2 separate regions of the Homo sapiens genome follow, and region 2 is linked to region 1. Evidence: read pairs that join two places in POLR2A ChIA-PET (ENCODE). Cell type or tissue: Panc1. All regions are shown on one strand. Links, peaks and the distances in the headings refer to the core of each region. The heading gives the core; the rest is flanking DNA.

Region 1 (2,903 bases), core at 283-2,782:
CCACACTAGCTCCTGCTGAAGGAAGAAAACAACGCATCCCACCGGCCTCCCTGAGGAAGGGGCCACCTCGGGTCTCAGCAAACACCAGTCCCGCAAGACACCCTGGAAAGGCAAACCCCCAAACAGCAACCCCAGGCACAGCCACGGGGAAGGTGGGCAGGGCCCTCTGTGACGCCTCCTTCACTAACTCATCTTCCTTCCATATAAAAATCAAAGTTTGATCTTTCAAATCTCACCCGAGTCTGTTTTATAACTAGCAGGCTGGGGGTGGTGTTTTGATCCCTTCAGAACTCGTGAATTTGCACTGCACACGCTCGTCTTCACTGACCAGTGGGCTCACAGAGTCCTCTGCATCTGGGGACGGACTACACGGAATGTCACGCCCGCTGATCCAAACACTGCACGGTCTGAGCCTCTTCCTTTATCAGGCATTCTAGAAGATGCTTTTGCAGCTTGGCAAGTGTGTCACTAAACTGTGTGCCGGTGGGGAACAATCACCACAGGCACTGAAGACCTCAGCAAAGCTGCAGCCGATGCCCAGAATGACAACCCCACACACACATACAAACTACACCAAGAAAATGCTCACAAAACTCAAACAAGTGGGGCAGCAGGTGCGGTGTACAGTGGACCCTCAGTGCACTGGGGCCACCGTCCAGGGTTCCTGGCATCTCCACCCCACAGCTACGCAGGCCCCTCGCCCCATGTCTGATGCGGGAGGACACACTGAGATGCAATCTATCGAGCAGGAGACGCACGGCGGTTCAGCCACTGCAGCACACACACCCCTGAAGGCACCGTGTGGCCGGACTTAAGACTCGCCTCCCAGCCTGGTGGCCGCTCCCTAAAACCACGAGCAGCCCTGAGCACAGGCAGCGTGCGCGGGGCTCAGCGACCAGTGAGGCACAGAGCACAGGCAGCGTGCGCGGGGCTCGGCGACCAGCGAGGCACAGAGCTCCTCCTGCAGCAGCAGCTGCAGCAGTGCAAGGGTTCACTGCTCACCCGTTCATTCACCTTTAAAAGCACGAACCATCTCCCAGCTAGGATCACTGGAGCGCTAGAGCCCCAATCTTAGGATAGGACTTTTGTTCCTTTCTACACTTGGAGGATCCTAAAGGCAGCAGAAGCCACTTCAATCCTGGCCTGAACCAACACCAGCAACAAGACCTGCAGGGGTGTAAACGGAGCAGACAGGGCTTGCCACCAAGCCTCCTGCACCTGCTGCAAAGGCCAGGACTCCTCAGCAAGGAAGGCCACCGCTTCCCGGCTCCTTCTAGGCCAGGCCGACTCTTCCTCCACACCCACCCCTGCCTCCTCTGCTTCTCGGCTCTCTCAGGGCCAGGCCCACCTTTCCTCCACACCCACACCTGCCTCTTGTCCTGGCCACTGGACACCTCACCTCACTGGGGAAGCATCATCCCCATGCTCATCAGCCTTTCGGCAATGACGGAAAACGAACCGAACCATGGCCAGGTGGGGACGTGGCCACCCTCACCACCCTTTCTTCTTCCTCAAACAAGACAAAGGCTTGGGCGCTGTCTGTCCTGGAGGGACCCCTGGGATCCCCGTGGCTTTTTGGGCGCCCCGGCTGGCAGGCGGGCAGGAACTTGGCCATCACCTGTCCCTGCCCATACAGCTCCCCACAGCATGGCAACAAGAGGAATGGGGCTCGGCCATCGCCTGTCCCTGCCCACACGTCTCCCCACAGCGTGGCAACATGAGGAACGGAGGCACCGTGCTCCCACTCTCTCCAGCCTTTACCAGTCTGATGGGGAAGGGACAGGAGGAGGGGAACTGCTGCAAAATCGATGACGGTGGCTGTGACGCTGCGACGTCACGGCCTGGGGTGTCCCGAGAAACCTGCTCTGCTGACAATGAGGGGATGTGGCGCCGACTGGCCCTCAAGTGAATCCCAACAGCACGGCCCCAACACACTCACTTGGGGAGCAGGCACCCCCGGGGGAAGAGGTGGGTGCTTCCACGGTGTGGGCTGAGGGGCAGTGGCCTGGCTCACTCCCCTCCTTCCTGCAGGGCAGAGGCCATGTGCCTGGCCTGAGCCGGCCCATCCTGGTTACCAAGCACGGATGTGTCCATCAAGCCCTCCGGGAACGGTGAGCGTATGTGTCAAGGCTGCCTGGGGACTTCAGGAGGACAGACCAGGAGCTCTGGGGCCTGGCGGAGAGCAAAGTCCCCAAAATGTGGGCAGAGAGGACGCCATGGGAGCCCGGGGCAGCCCAGAGCCCACCTGTAGCGGCCCTGGGAGGAGTGATGGGCGGCTTTGCTGTGTCCCTGCCATCTGCCGCGCTCAGCCCCACCAGCCACCTGCACGCACGCGGACGGATGTGCAGCACAGGACAGGCCCCACCTCACGTTCTTCACGCCGTGTGAATCTGCTGTCATATCTTGGCAAAATCAAATTCTCTACTGACAAACACAAGGATACCCAGGAAAACCAAAACTTGTCCCTTTTCCATTCAGGAAAAATTGCTCCGAGAAGGCCCTGATCTCAGACCACGCAGCATGGTAAGTCCCGGCCGCCGGTGGGCAGGGGAGCATCAGCCCTGCTCAGGCTGAAGGCATGTGGCCCTGGGCTCCAGACGTCTCGCACCACAGTGGAAAGACATCCAAAGAGCAGGTGGGGACGACCGTCCAGCTCAGAGACTGTTCCGGAACTCCCAAGGCTTGTTGCTGCTTCTCACTCCACAGAGCGTTATCACAAAGAAGAAAACCTACGTGATTCTTTGTTTCAAAGCGACCAAGTTAGCGGGTTAATAAACACAACAGCAGAGAGTTCCATGTGATAGTTTGTCTCGGAAACTTTTAAGCATCCAATTCTCATTTTGAATGGAACCATTTCGTATTTTAAATGGCATGTGCTGCTCAGCTGCAAACTCCCTATTCGC
Region 2 (2,903 bases), core at 201-2,700, 110 kb after region 1:
GTCTCCCAGGCTGGGGTGCAGTGGTGTGACCTAGGTTCACTGCAACCTCCACCTCCCGGGTTCAAGCGATTCTCCTGCCCCAGCCTCCCTCGTAGCTGGGACTGCAGGTGCGTGCCACCGCGCCCGGCTAATTTTTTTTTTTTTTTTTGAGACGGGGCCTCCCTCTGTCGCCCAGGCTGGAGTGCAGTGGCGCTATCTCAGCTCACTGTAAACTCCACCTCCTGGGTTCATGCCATTCTCCTCCCGAGTAGCTGGGACTACAGGTGCCCTCCACCACGCCTGGCTAATTTTTTTTTTTTTTTTTGTATTTTGTTTTTTTAGTAGAGACGGGGTTTCACCGTGTTAGCCAGGTGAAACCCGGCCAGGTCTTGATCTCCTGACCTCGTGATTCGCCCACCTCAGCCTCCCAAAGTGCTGGGATTACAGGCATGAGCCGCCGTGCCAGGCCAATTTTTGTATTTTTAATAAAGTCGGGGTTTCACCATGTTGGCCAGGCTGGTCTTGAACTCCTGACCTCAGGTGATCTGCCTGCCTTGGCCTCCCACAGTGCTGGGATTACAGGCATGAGCCACTGCCCCCAGCCTCAATGACCCACTTGTCCACTGGCCTGCACTTACATCCTCAGGCAGCTGGAGCCGCCTCCTGCAGGAAGCCCTCCCCCTGCCACCCACCCACCCACCCACCCAAAGGCGGGGCTTCCCCTTGGGTTGCCATGGACCTTGTGGCCGGCAGGGCACCCGGTGCACCCAGGTGTGTCTCCCCGCGTGGCCCACAGGCTCTTCTGGGTGGAGCTCAGAAGAGCCTCTGCGCAGCTTTACTGAAGTAAGATTGTACGTATATGATTCGATGAGTTTAGCAAACAAGCCAGCCGTCAGGATGTGCAAGAATTCCTATCGCCCTGGACCCACAGCCACCCCTCTGCCTTCTGTAGCTACAGTTTTGCCTTTTCCATAATATCATAGAAATAGAATCATACAGCACATGGCTTTCTGAGGCCAGATTCTTTCACTTGGCCTAATGTGTTTGAGATTTGCCCACATCTCAGCCACGCTTCCTGGCCCGCTGTGGTCACGGCTGAGTCGCGTTCCCCGTGTGGGTGCACCACAGCCTGTCTGTCCAGTCATCACCCAAGGACAACGGGGTTCTTTCCACTTCTTGGCTGTTACTAATAAAGTGGCTATGAACATTTGCATGCAAGTTGTGTGTGGCCGTAAGTTTTCTTTTTCTTGGGAAAATAGCTGTAAGAGGGATTGTTGGATCGTATGGTAACGGTGTGTCTAATTTTATAAGAAACTGACAGACTGGTTCCCAAAGCATCATTTTGCACTCCCATCTGCAACGTCTGAGAGTTCGAGGTGCTTTGTGTCGTCTAAATTTCCGTCATCATTTTTTTGAGGCAGGGTCTCACTCTGTTGCCCAGGCTGGAGCGTAGTGGCTCTATGGTGGCTCACTGAAGCCTCCATCTCTCCAGTTCAAGCAATTCTCCCACCTCAGCCTCCCAGGGAGCTGGGACTACAAGTGTGGAGTCCTGGTGTGTAGCCATGCCTGGCTATTTTATTTTTATTTTTCATAGAGATAATGTGTTAGGCTGTTCTTGTGTTGCTATAAATACCTGAGACTGGTAGTTTATTTTAAAAAGAGGTTTAATTGGCTTATGGTTCTGCAGGCTGTAAAGGAAGCATGGCATCCGGAAGCTTCCAATAACGGTGGAAGGCAAAGGGGGAGCAGGGGTCTCACACGGCAGAAGTGGGAGCAAGAGAGAGTGGGAGGGGAGGCTCCCACTTAACCAGATCTCACGAATACTCACCATTGCAAGGACAGCACCAAGCCCCGAGGAATCCACCCCATGACCAAAACATCTCCCAGCAGGCCCCATCTCCAACACTGAAGATTCCATTTCAACATATGTCTGGGCGGGGACAAATACCCAAACTATATCAGATGGAGTCTTGCTATGCTGCCCAGGCTGGTCTCAAATTCCTGGGCTCAAGCTATCCTCCCACCTTGGCCTTCCAAAGTGCTGGCAGTACAAGCATGAGCCACTGCACCTGGCAGCTTGTCAATTTCTAAAAAAAAAAAAAAAAAAAAAGAGAAAATTTAAAAAATCAAATTAAAATTAAATCGATTACTTGGGCCTTGTTAAGTCTCACTTAATATACTGAGAGATGTATAATCGTTTTTTGTGTACAGATCTCATGCAAATTCTGATAAATTTACCCCTAGTATTTCGTGGTTTTTAAATTCTCTTTGTAAGTGGTACTGTTTTCATAATTTCAACTTCTAATTGATGGTTAGCACACAAATAGAATTGACCTTTTTTTGGCTTTGTACCCTGTGGCTTTGGTAAACTTACTTATTCGTTTTAGTACCAGTTTGTAGCTTAGAATTTTCTGCAGACAATAATGTTATCTTCTTGTTTTACTTTCTGACATGGAGTTTTGCTCTTGTTGCCCAGGCTGGAGTGCAATGGCATGATCTCGGCTCACTGCAAACTCTGCCTCGTGGGTTCAAGCGATTCTCCTGCCTGAGCCTCCTGAGTAGCTGGGATTACAGGTGCCCATCACCAAACCCAGCTAATTTTTGTATTTTTAGTAGAGACAGGGTTTCACCAGGTTGGCCAGGCTGGTCTCGAACTCCTGACCTCAGGTGATCTGCCCGCCTCAGCCTCCCAAAGTGCTGGGATTACAGACGTGAGCCACCGTGCCCGGCCATTAATGTTATCTTCTAATAAAGATCACCTAAAATTTCCTTTTTGGCTGGGCACGGTGGCTCACGCCTGTAATCCCAGCACTTTGGGAGGCCGAGGCGGGTGGATCATGAGGTCAGGAGATCGAGACCATCCTGGCTAACACGGTGAAACCCCGCCTCTACTAAAAATAAAAAAAAATTAGCCGGGCGTGGTG

Evidence for each region. ChIA-PET counts read pairs that join two places held together with the same protein. Peaks named below come from ENCODE experiments on the same cell type or tissue, not always from the same donor. Only the 100,000 strongest peaks of a DNase experiment are listed, where the experiment ranks them.
Region 2: POLR2A ChIA-PET joins it to region 1 with 11 read pairs; 9 of 35 experiments call an interaction of 5 or more read pairs at or near these places.

Annotation. Positions count from the first base shown.
Region 1 is chr11:1,277,304-1,280,206 of GRCh38, forward strand. The region is part of intron 5 of TOLLIP (toll interacting protein); the gene reads right to left. Among named protein-coding and RNA genes, the nearest start is that of MIR6744, 22 kb to the left of the region's middle. In Panc1, for the core only: no CTCF peak of the experiment used is centred there; no DNase peak of the experiment used is centred there.
Region 2 is chr11:1,383,693-1,386,595 of GRCh38, forward strand. No RefSeq gene overlaps it. Among named protein-coding and RNA genes, the nearest start is that of BRSK2, 4.8 kb to the right of the region's middle. RefSeq lists a silencer at 451-624. In Panc1, for the core only: no CTCF peak of the experiment used is centred there; no DNase peak of the experiment used is centred there; H3K4me3 peaks cover 27 bases; H3K27ac peaks cover 701 bases.